2 separate regions of the Homo sapiens genome follow, and region 1 is linked to region 2. A link is a contact called in ENCODE Hi-C or POLR2A ChIA-PET data. All regions are on one chromosome and are shown on one strand. The core of a region is the stretch at or near the end of the contact, and the rest is flanking DNA. Distances in the headings are between cores, read along the strand shown.

The links. A loop is a pair of places that touch in the nucleus more often than their neighbours do. ChIA-PET counts read pairs that join two places held with the same protein, here RNA polymerase II (POLR2A). Pooled maps may share reads with other maps.
Region 1: a pooled map shows a loop between it and region 2 (2.0-fold over the local background). The contact joins two enhancer-like sites. A Hi-C loop is called at or near these places in 1 of 37 single-sample maps with no recorded cell type and 2 of 50 pooled maps. POLR2A ChIA-PET finds 5 or more read pairs at or near these places in 2 of 52 experiments (OCI-LY7 and activated CD4-positive, alpha-beta T cell).

The regions. Positions count from the first base shown.
Region 1 is chr7:69,950,724-69,956,809 of GRCh38, forward strand. The region is part of intron 2 of AUTS2 (activator of transcription and developmental regulator AUTS2); the gene reads left to right. Among named protein-coding and RNA genes, the nearest start is that of AUTS2, 360 kb to the left of the region's middle. Within about 2 kb of position 3,033, at least 2 of the 41 ENCODE cell types and tissues checked have a DNase peak (open chromatin) inside an H3K27ac peak, as active enhancers do; they include OCI-LY7, where a contact is called at or near this core.
Region 2 is chr7:69,734,868-69,741,328 of GRCh38, forward strand. All of the region lies in intron 1 of AUTS2 (activator of transcription and developmental regulator AUTS2), which reads left to right. Among named protein-coding and RNA genes, the nearest start is that of AUTS2, 140 kb to the left of the region's middle. Within about 2 kb of position 3,666, at least 3 of the 41 ENCODE cell types and tissues checked have a DNase peak (open chromatin) inside an H3K27ac peak, as active enhancers do; they include OCI-LY7, where a contact is called at or near this core.

The DNA of each region.
Region 1 (6,086 bases), core at 1,783-4,282, 220 kb after region 2:
ACGGATTTTCTAGGAGTGTGAATAAAGAAGAGGAATGGAGCCATCCATGGATGGCAAAGTCATGCCGTTGCAATAAGTACTACATTTACATATTTAGTACAGATCCCATCTTAGAAAGGGTGGATTTGGTCGGGTGCGGTGGCTTACGTCTGTGTGATTTCAGCACTTTGGGAGGCTGAGGTGAGCAGATCGCTTGAGCCCAGGAGTTTGAGACCAGCCAGGACAACATAGCAAGACCTGTCTCTCTCTTTCTCTCTTTTTTTTTAAAGGCTCCCTGCTCATGAGGAATGGGGAGAGGGAAGAAAGGGTGGATTTGGAGAAGGTTATAGCAGTGAGTATGGCTGTAAATTTGCAAGGAATAACTTTTTTTATTTCCAACAGTGATTGCTTTAGATAAATATTTTATTGTAGATTTCAATATTGTTGCAATTGTATTTGACTCAGCAAAAATAGTTTTTATAATTTGTCAACAGAACTTCTTTAAAATGGCTTCCTAAGTTGTTTCAGCTAATTATGAGGTATGGTGATCTCAACCTCCTTCCAACCACTGGTCCACTCTTGAGTCTTCAGGCTTTTTTTTTTGCTTCAAGAGTAGCATTGTAAGTTTTTAGTCTTCAGAGAACAGGAAGAATTCTAGTTTCTCAGTTCTTGTTCTGATCAGGATTGTATTTTCTTTTCGTCAGTTTGTGCTCTGAAACTGCAGGGCCAGGCAGAGTCCATGCTACCTGATAAAGCATCTGGAACCATGGAAAACTGAGGGTGGATATGATGAGCCTCTCTAATACCAGAGATAGTGGACAGAAGCCATCCGTTTTGCATTTGGCTTTTTTGAGGACTCAGTAAATCCACACAGAGAATTAGCTAAGGCTGTTTGAGAAACAGCCTGTGGGATAATGAACACTTTTATGCTTTTTAAAATGACCACGGGGAGCCTCATCAGAAGAGGCGATTCCAGGATTCCAAGATGGCAGCTGGGTTTTTCATTGTTCCTGTGGGACTTGCACTGTGAAGTGTGATTGTAGCTGATTTTTCCTTTCAACAGGAATTCATTAGGGGTATCCATTAGCTAATGAACTATTGATATAAGAAAAAAGGTCAGTTATTTTAGAGAGGAAAAATGTGGCTTTAACTCTCGATTATTTGTGTGTTGGGTCCATTTGAAGGCTTCTTCCCCTGGCTCAAAATCTGGAAAACTGATTTGAAAGACCTTCAGTTTTATTTAGAAAGAAGGAAAAACAGATTATTTCAGTTACTTTATGTTTTGTGATTTTTACTCGATTTACCTAAAGAGAAAGTGCTCAGATTTAAATTCTAGGTACCTTCGTTGCTAATTATTTTTTACTGCACTTTTATGGCCATTTTTTATTTCTAAGGATTGAACCCTTTTTTTTGTAGTTTTCTCTCAAGGGCTAATATTTATATTTTTTTGCTTCCAAAAACTGTTAAAGTCTGAAAGTGTAAATTTATATTTGTGGTGTTTACTTTGTCCTTTAAATGTTTTTGTGTACCCATACTTTTTGTCATAAAGATGGAAAAATGATATTAAATTAACCAAATGAAAGTAATTAATGCTGAACATTCACTAAATTATTAAGATGTTAATGTGATTCCAAATGCAGATAGTTCATGGGCAGCAGCATGTGTCCTGGGACTCCCCCTCAAAGGTTGGCAAGGTTTGGGCAATTTTGAGGGAGGGAGTTAATTCTTAAGTAGTAAGCTTTTTCGTTTACCTCTACTATTTATAAGCTAATATGCAGGATCATTGTAAATTAGTGAAAAGTGCATTCCATTGAACTAGTAGTTGTAATACTGGGTTAAATATCTAAGTTGTGTGACTTTGGGCATGAGTTTCTGCCTCTGTGGGTCTTATTTTTCCCTGTTATCAGAACTGTAGCATTGGACTAGATCATGTTTCCTTGTGTGTTTTTTGGAAAATGTGACAATATACTAGGACCTACATGAAGTCACAGTATAAACACCCAAGGGACACAACAGGCATATCTTCCTGCCTTTCATATCTATTCACTTGAGGCTTTTGGTAAGACATTAATTTTATACTTAAGCAAACATATTAAAGACTGAAAGGAACTCATATATCTTCATATAGTGTTAAAGATATTAACACAAAAATGAAAGAAATATTGTCCATACAGCAGGCCACAGATAGATATCCCTTGTTTTGTGATCAGTCTTTTCTGCTATGGAGGGCACTTTGGACACATTTGAGGATCACTGCATTAGATGACAGGAAATGTGTTTCTTCCTATGCTCAAGTTGTGTAGCCATGACATTTGAGGATATTTACATTTTGAATTTCCCTCCTCCCTCCCCTAAATTAGTGGCATGTTCTAGAGAAGGGTTCATGTGCTTTATTTACATAAAACCTATCTCAATGTTGTTTGATAAGAATCTGTTAAGAGATCTTGTCCTAAAAGGATGGCACTTAGTGTTGGAACTGGAGAATGGTGGGGTGTGAGGAGTTAAAGTAATTCCCTAAGCACACTAGACACGCCTGATGCCCCTTTCAAGCCAGTCTGCTTCCACGTGGTGATTCTTTCTGATTCCCATTATCACTGTGTCCCCCTCACCCCTGCCATTTAGCCTAGATTCTGGCAGAATGGAAATCCACGTTTCTGAATTTAGTATGATTTTTTTTTCTTTCCTTCTATTCTCAGCAACAATAAGTACTCTTGATGGCAGCTGCTGTATTAAGCCCAAGAGCTTAAAAGATTAAAGAAACCACTAACAGCAGTAAGGAGGAAGTTTAAGGGCCTGTTTTTCTGAAGGTTTGTGTTTTCATTCTGATGGTTGAGTAGAAAATTACAAACAGGTTGTGTTCGGCAGCTGGAATGCTCTCCAACATCTGGGGAGACCCAGCCTTCTGTTTATTTCCCATTCATTGGAAGGGTGGCCAGCCAGTAGCAGAAACTGCAGGCAGAGATACTAGAACTCTTTGGGTACATAAGCCGTTAGAAATTCTTTTTTTGTAGAAATTTCTTCATAGAAATACCTTGTTCTCTATTTTTTCATAAGCTTGACTGAGCACTTAACTTCAGGTCAGTTGCTGAGGAAGAGGTCTGAAGGTAATATTAGTACCCCCCCAACTACTTTCAGCTGGAAACAAGAGTTGTTTGGGCCCTTACTGAGTTCCTACTTTAGAGTCAAGGGCTGGCCTTCCCCTGCATCTGTCTGCATATACCTCACAGCTGAGCAGATAACATATTTGTGCAGCTATTCCCTTATGATTTCCTCTCTATTAGAGAGAGGTGGAGCCTATGACAGACTGCAGAGTGTTTGCTCCATTCTTCCCCACCCCGTAGCTTTACTGAGGTATAGTTGATAATTAAAGTATTTACATATATTTAAGGTATATAGCTTGATTATGAGATATATAAGTATACATTGTGAATATTCAAAATCAAACTAATCAATCACTCCACATAGTTACCGCTTTTCTTTTTATAGTGAGAATACTTAGTATCTACCTTCTTAGCAAATTTTATTTATGCCACATAGTGACTATAGTTAACAATATTATATACTCAAACCCAGTTATTTTAATTTTTAATTTTTTTAGAGCTAGGATCTCGCTCTGTTGCTCAGGTTAGAGTGCAGTGGTGCTATCATAGCTCACTGCAACCTCAAACTCCTGGGCTCAAGCAGTCCCGCCATCTCAGCCTCCCAAGTAGTTAGGACTACAGGTATATACCGCCATGCCTGGCCTAATTTTTATTTTTAGAGATGAAGTCTAGCTTTGTTGCCCAGACTGGAATGCAGTGGCATGATCATAGCTCACTGTAGGCTCGAACTCCTGGGCTTAAGTGATTCTCCTGCCTTGGCCCCCCAGTTGCTGCGAGAATGGTGCCTTGTTCTCAAAACCATTTTGTAAAAAGTAATGTGCTGGCCAAATAAAACAGAACGCCAGTTTGTTATTTTTGGACAGCTTCATTATTTTGTACATGGGAAAAGAGAAGTTCGAAGTTTTGCCTTATGCAAGGTCATAAAGCTGGTCAGTGGCCCAACCAGGTTTAGAACCTTTATCTTTGGGGCTATTTGAGAAATTCAAGTGATCCCAGTTCAATCATTAGTGGCATTTGTGGTCTTCAGTCTGCACTGAGCAAGGGTTTCATGTTTGGTGTCTAATATTTTAGGATTATTAGAGCTAATCTAGCCTTTGGAGAAGCCAAATGGATTTTGGGGGTTGTCTGTAAGAACCCATCATGATGGCTGGAACAGCTCTTAAGTGGAACTTCTACATAAATCAACTTGCATTTGTTCTGTAACACCATGTGAATTTTCCTGAATTTCCAAGTAAATATATTTTGCATATTGCTTACAAATTGCTTAGGCTGTCTTCATGAATAATGAAAGCTGTGCTGTAGGAAGCTGGATATTAAGAAGGGGTGTTTTTAAAAACAGTATTTCATTTCTTTTGCTTATATTTTCTGTAGCCTCAAGGGTGTGTTCAGAGGTGGTAGGGAGGGAGGGTGCTGTTAAGGTTTCTCAACACCTGTGTTCCTTTACAGACCATTATCTCTTCTGCTATCAAAGAGGACTTGCCAGTTAGGTCAGGATGCATAAACCTCTGGACAGTGCCTTCTCCTATGCTTATCTTTGCTATATGTCTTGTTGTGTGTTTAGCTTCCATAACAAGGTTCTCTACTTCTCCAGTTTAAGAAGAAATCATCTGTTGTGCTGAACCTCTATTCATCTCAGTAGGGAAGGCACCAGCTTCAAGAGGCTGAGAAGAGACCCAGAGCCAGCAAATGAGACATGGGGTTTTATTAGGGGCTTACATACAGGGGAGAGAGTCCAGTGGTGGCAGACTGGACAACATACTGGCACCGCTCAGTGGCAGAGGGCTGGGCAGGAAAACTGCAGCCGCTTTGCAAACAGCATGCAGTTTATATAGCATTTTCAATTAACACCCTCCCCTTAACAACTTTCACCTGGCAACTTGCATGCCAACCCAAAGTTTAGGGCCTCAATTCCCTGTATGGCCCATGTTCCGTGGCATGGGCAGGGGGCTCAGATGTTCCTCCTAGACAAGGAATGAATCTCTGGATTGGCCACTGTGGGACTCCCTAGCTCGACACACACATTCAGGTGCATCTGCCATACAGTGTCATTTTAAGGGTATGCTCAAGTTATTGCTCTCAGAGGTGTTTACCCTACTATTATCATTTGACAATAATACCTATATGTGACGTACATTGTCTAGTGACAGTCCTGATTTCCAGTAGCTCCCACAACAACTTCATAAGTATCATAGCCCCACTTTTTAGGTAAAGAAAGCAGAGGTTTGGGGATTGTGTCTTCCCTAGTCGACACACCTTGACAGTGTAGAACCAGCATTCAGAGGCAAATCTCACTTAGGCCTGGTGTTCTTTCCAACATGCCTCAGCTGCTGCTTTGCCTTCTCTTTCTCCCTTCACCTGGCATTTTGACCACACTAATTGTGCTGGCATCTCATTCCAGGGAGTATGGGATGAGATGCCAGCACTAGAGTATGGCTTTCAAAACATTTTTTGTCCCAGCTCACAGTTACAAATACAGTTTATGTCATCAAGTATACATACATATGCACATGCTCAAATGCACATACATACCTGTGCTTACATGTACTCATATAAAACTGAAAGTTTAATTATATATGCAGTAAACTCTAATATTTCCTTTTCTGTTTTACACTGTTAATACATACTCACCTGTAACCGTTATTACTCACTAAATTGGTTTTACAATCAAGATCACCTGCGGTTGAAACAGTGCTATAGAGTGGAAATCTTTACGGTGAGTTATGTGCTCTCTCCCCTCAACCCCTTACGAGATTTTTAGGATAATCCATGGGAGCACGAAAAAAACGGTTGAAATTATATTTTGATTTATTTCCATCTTAAGGAAGAGATTAAATGTTGCTGTTACTTAATATCCGAGTTGACAGTGCAGCATCACTCGGGCTGTGAAACAGTCAGTCCAGTGCTCTGTAGAGTGTGGCAGGTCCTGAAGGAAGAGTGGGAGTTCCTAAAGTGGCACACTCCTTCAGCCTTTCGTTGTGTGATGTGCTCCAGTTTGTATGGCTCATA
Region 2 (6,461 bases), core at 2,416-4,915:
TATTAATTCCTTCCCATCCACCCCCTGCCCCATTCTCAATGTAAACCATATGGGACATGTATTAAAAAACAAATTTCAGACATTTTCTGGAGATTTTAATTCAGTAGTTCTGGAATAGGTTGCAGGAATCTGACTCTTAACGATCAAGCACATTTGATATTCAGACAACTCTATTGCATCCTCCAGAAGCTCCAGGATTCTGTATATAATTTGTAGGATATACTTGCCTCTTCTATGTCAAGTCTCTTACCCAGTCTGATTATGTGAGATGTCTTAAACAGAGCGTTTTTTCATAAACCTTTATGTAGGATAATACTACTCCTAAAACACTTTATTACATAGTTTTTGGATTGGTAATGGCAAAAGAATGAGAAAGCACCTGAGGAGGCACCATTGTGAGTGATGAAACTGGGGTATCAGACCTGGTTATGAAAGGAGATGATAACCCTTGTACTGTTTTCAGACAGTTGCAGAGTTATCCTATGAAGGAGGAACCATAATTCTGGTGGCCCTGCAGAGCAGACCGGGGACTGATGAATGGATGCTGTGGGGGCTGAACATAAAGAGAACAGGTTTAACAGAAGGGACCAACATCCTTTGAGAGATACTACTTTTTACCTTCTAATTATTTAACCCATGAAACTATTATTTTCTCCCAAAGACACCTGTTTTTAGACTATCAGTTAATAAAAAGAATGGGGCTACTTAGGTGGAAGCTGGCTGAGGGGCACAAACAGATTAAGCCCCTTTTCTCCCCAGAGCTAGCAAGCAGTACCCTTAGCCAGAAGCCTTGGGCTCCATAGAAGTGGCCACAAACACAACTAGAGTATGGTGAGTTCTGTTCAGTGGAGGTGGCCGCACAGCCCCCTGACAAGGAGTCTTGTGAGCTCCGTAAGGGCTGGCCCTTATCTGATTTGCTGCTGTAGACAGCCAGTGCAGGGGACTAGCACAGAGGGCAGAGCTTAGTGAAATGTCTGTCAATGAAAGCTGTGGAGGACATTTGTATCTCACATTCAGTGCTGAATGAGATTTAAAAGTCCTTTCTAACATAAAAAGTCTGTGATCTCTGCTTCCAAGATTAATTCTTAGGTCTCAGTATGGATGGCCCAAGGATATAAGCTTTGTGTCTGCAGGGACTTTGTTTCCTATAGTGCTGGATTTCCAGTACGTAGACTAGCACCTGACATTAGTGGGCACTCAGTGAATATTTGTTGAATACATGCATTTGTTGAAAAAAGTGAAAATTGTTTAAAGTGGTACTTTGTGAACCTTTTTTTCTCTTTTTTCTGTCATCCTGGAGACTTCTCATTTAACCCCCAGTCTGTCTCGTGATCCATGCCCCATCCTTCCTTCATGCCTCACACCACCTCCTTCTCAATCTATACTTGGCAAAGAGGAATAAAGACGCTAAGGATATTGTGGTAAACCAAAGTCATCTCAGAAACACAGTGAAATTCCCTAGGCATCTGAATTGGGAAACCTATTGGCTGATTTGCTTTGACTTGGGTATTTCCTGTGATTTTCAGCCGGGATGTGCTCCTGTGCTCAGAAGTGAGGATCTGTTGTAGGTTTATGGCCTAGATTAATTGGGATATTTTGTGAAGTCTCTGAAGTGTTATCACTTCATCTTTATCCTTGCCTGCTATTCCTCATGAAAAGCATTTGAATTATTTTAGAGAAGATATAAATTTGCTTGTGTTATCCAGTGTCAGCTTAAAGCTGATTAGCATTTTGCATCACCTTTGCAACTCATAAATCATCCACTTACCCTCTCAGTAAGCAGGCTGTAAGTCAGCATGGAAGCACCTGCTGCAGCTTCTTGTCCTGTGATTTAGAGGACACTCCAGATTCTCTGCAGACCCTTCTGTGGTGTTATTCTCTGGTAAGGCTTCACCTATATGGGAAATGAGTAAAGACTTTTGGTGACTTTTTTTTCCCTAGGGAGTTCTTAAGGGTTACCCTGGACGAGAGACTTCTCAGAAATATAGTCTTTAATAAACCTGGTCCAGGCACAGGTTTGGTTCATTTGGCATATTTGTTGTTTTAAAAATTTTGGAGGTACTTTTCAACATTTAAAGTCCAGGACATTTCACATTTAAAAAAATCCAGATTTAGGGTTATTCCGGGAAAATCAGAACACCTGGCAGTGTCAGGCCATGCTGCATGCCTGGCTTCATTTGTTATTGAGAGCAGGAGTGCTCTAGGAAAGGGGTACAGATTTTCCATTTTGCTGTAGACTCTACCCCTCTCAGTTTTTCCATGGGAGTCAACTTTACTCAAAGTCCTGCACTGTAGATGCTTGAATTGGTGACATCCTTCTATGTTGTGCGAGTGTATAGATTGTTTTTTTTGTTTCTTTTTTGAGTAATATCAACCATTTAACTCAATTGAATAATAACAAGAGGCTAACATTTATCAAATGCTATTAATGTACCAAGTACTGTGCTAAGTGCTTGTAATATGTTTGTTTATATATTCTTTACAATTATCCTAATTGTATAGATGAGGAAGAAATTGAGGCAAAGAGAGGTTAGATAACTTGCTCAAGGCCACCTAGCTAGTAAAAGTCGGGCAGAGTCACTGTGGTGTCCTCAGAAGCAAGTCCCTGCTTGGGCTAGCATTTTTGCCTAGTCCGGGTTATCTCCAGAACCTGGTCTGCTCCTCATTCCCATATCCCATTAGGAACAGTGGGCATCAGTTGCAAAAGTAGATGACAGTAACACACTCCCTAAGTCCCCAGTCTGCTCCTGGGAGGAGCAGCCTGCCTTGTTCATGGCAGTCATAGCCACAGGGGGATGTTTGAAAGACAGCCCCTTATACAGTGTCTATTGATTTTCTTCACCCTCTTGTTTTGCTCATCCATCCTGTTGTTCTAGGATGCTTATTTGTCATGCATAAAAGCCTTGTTACAGTGAACCCAAACAAGTCATTGACATTTAAAATTAAATTGCAACAGGTATTGTCAATAGCTAAACTGCTCATTGACAGTGCATTGCTAATTGCATTGAGAGAACATCCTAACTGGGTATATTCTGCCAAATCAAATCGGAAACATTGGCTGTCTACCAGCAAATTCATTTTGACTTGCACAGAGTTTGGGGATCCACAGATCCCTCACCAATCTCAAAATACTGTGTTTATGGAAACGCTAATTATTATTTTTTTTTTTGCTGAGGTTCTTTGCAGAGAAGGGGAATTCTGATCATCTTCACTGACTGCTAAGCCAGGAGTCAGAAACTGTGCCTTTGGAAGGGAGAGAACTACAGATTTGGGGTGGAGTAAAGTTCAATGCAAGGGGGTCATTTGGGGAGGTGGGCCATCAGGTTCTTTATCTGTAAATCTAAGCCATATCCTTGGATCCATTTTTTTTTTCCTTCTCTCCTTTTTCATCCCCTTCTCTCTCTTCTATAGGTACATGGGAGGGGGACAAGGGTGGAGACACTTAATTTTTATTAAGCACTGTTCGTGGTATTTTATGTGAATTAATTTGTTTACTTCCCACAATGACCCTGGGGAGCAGATATGCTATCAGGTAAAAAAACTAAGGCACAGAGAGGGTAAAACTCTTCGAAAGAGTCTTGTGGTTAGTCAGCTTCTGTGAGAGTGAGAGTGGGCTGCCCTGAGGCCATCTGTTCCCTCTCCCCAGCTGATATTTTTGTGCTCTCAGGGTAAACATTTAAGCCTGTGAGTTAAACTCAGCCTTGGACTAGCTGAGTTCCTCTGGAGGCCTTGCAAGTAGCAGTTTGGTTGGCAGGGCAATTAAGTATGCTAGGTGCACTGTGCTGAACCCCAGGAGGGAGGGAAGGAATGGAATCTAGTCTTTGCTTGCGTTATACATGCTTATTGGTTTGTGGCAGGCGTGATTGATGCCAGAATCAAAATGACTTAAAGCAGCTTCCCTTGAGAAGCACTACTCTAACGGTTTTTTTTCCTCTTTGTTGCCCTAGGTCCCTTGTGAATAGGATTTAGCTCTGATTCAGCTGCTGCTGTTCTTTTGGTAATCAGTGTGGAGGAAGGAGATGAGGGCTGCTATTAATGGCTTCTTATTTTGCATTCTCCTAATCAGATATCCTGCAGTTATTAGTGTGAATGCAAGATGTTCGGTGGTGTCCCTGGGTGGTTTTCTTAGGTGTACTGGACTGTTAGCTTTCTAAGATGGAATGTTTTATTAGGTTCTGGCCTAGGGGGTTGGTTAGATGGGTGGAGGTTGTTAAAAAGCACTAAAGAAAAGGAATAGGATATAAAACCAATCTTCAGGGGGTGGGAATAACAACCCACCACCTTCACTTCCCTCCCCTCCTGCCCTGAAAACCTTATCTTGCTAATACCCTTCAGATATTAAAAGTGAAATAACAGAGCTATTTACTAGGCAGCTAAATGCAAATTCTCTCCCCCATTAGTTTTAATTAGGATGAAATCATACATTTAAATAACCACTTCTATTACTAATAACTGAACTTCTGATTCACTCTGAACCCAGGCAAATGCCTCTTCTGGTATGAATGGCCCACCTCTGAGTCATTCCGCACCTGCATATTGACACAGCCAGGCTCCTGATGTGGGTACACACATCTGGGATTTAAGGGCATGACTGGCATGTTGAATCTTGGGTATAAAGCTTTCTGCACTATACCCTGGGGACAAACAGGATAGCTCAACTGGAGAATAAAGAGCTTGCAAGCTCAAAAGAAAACAACAACCAAAAATACCTCAACCAAATTCTGCTCTTGCTTCTATCCTACTGTTTCTTTAGGTGTTTAAAGGGCTGTAGTTTTAAAAATCTCCCACCCACCTCATCTTTTTAAGTAAATGTCACAACAGTACTATGTCAATACAGTTGAAAATAAGTATTTGAGTTGAAAGAATTGGCTCTTTGAGGCTTTAACTATCAGATTTGTGCTAATTCTTTACTGTTTCCTTGACATAGTATATGCAGTCTGTGCTAAGAGAGTATGGATGTTGTCGTCGGTGTATAGAATGGTGGCTGTTGTAAACTTCTGTATGTTGGGGAAGGATTGAACCTGCTGTCTGGAGAATTAGAAACCAGCAGCTTGACTTAAATCCCTCAGTGTCACAACCAGCTAATGAAGGAGAGGACTGCTAAACTCCCAGTGGTCTTTGTGGCTACGAGGACTTACTCAAGTTTGAGACTATCTTTAGTGGGCCAATGACGTAGGAACACAATCAGCAGAGGACATGTAGTTTACAGCAGCCTGTAATGTGCCAGAGACATGACTAGCTGCCTCTTTGGCCCTGGGGAAGTGTGTCTGGCCCTGCTTGCATCCTCTGTGAGTGGGAATTGTGCCAGACACCAGCTAGACATGACCAGCTGCTTCTTCGATGTTCTGTGGACATGATTGGCTGTAGCTTTTGATCAGGACAGTGTTCCTAATGAAGTGTGACCAGCGTCATTTAGACAGGAAAGAATGACAGCTGATGTGCAAGAATTTTTCTTGATTGGCAGCATTTGGAACTAGTAACCAGAGAAGGTAGGTGGGGGGAGGAGAAGCCAGCTCTGATTGACAAGAGCTTATCTTTATTTAATCTACTTCTGAGGCACTGAAGTTGAAATCTTAGGCAAGTGAAAGAAAGGAAGACACAATTGTGAAACATAATTAAAGATTCTTGACAAAAACATACTTAAATCAGAAATGTCTTTTTTTTTTCTTTTTTGAGATGGAGGTTTGCTCTTGTTGCCCAGGCTGGAGTGCAATGGTGTGATCTTGGCTCACTGCAACCTCCACCTCCCGGGTTCAAGGAATTCTCCTGCCTCAGCCTCCCAAGGAGCTGGGATTACAGGCGCCTGCCACCATGCCTGGCTAATTTTTTTGTATTTTTAATAGAGACGGACTTTCACCATGTTAGGCTGGTCTCAAACCCCTGACCTTAGGTAATCTGCCCGCCTCGGCCTCCCAAGGTGCTGGGATTATAGGCATGAGCCACTGCGCCCGGCCAGAAATGTCTTTCAATAGGAGAGCAATGCAGAGTTTAGGTGTGAGGTTATCACTGCTCCTTCGGCTATGAGAAAGAGCTTTTGCCCAGGGATTGTTAATTTTTAGGCAAAATTTAAAGTGGCGATGGGCTTGGATAGTTCTAGCAATAAAAAAAGTTCTGCTTCTAGTTACCATCTTGTTGACTTTCCAACCTACTTGGAAAGATTTCCTTTGGAGAGGCCAAAAACAAGTGCTGTGTATGGAGTGTGGCCTGTGGTGGTAATTTCTCATCAACTCTTGATCCACTGAGGATTTAAATCTTAAGTCTTCATGTGCTTTGAGAAAAGATGACAAGCGGAAATAGTATGTTTGTTTCCTAAGGACACACATGTGATTTCTGAGAGCTGATTGTATGCAATGTGGTGGTATTCTTTTGCAAATAGGCTTGGGAACTTGGCATCCTGGATTCGAATCTGGGCACCACCATTTTCCAGCTCATTCCTTCTTATTCAACTCCACCCCACCTCG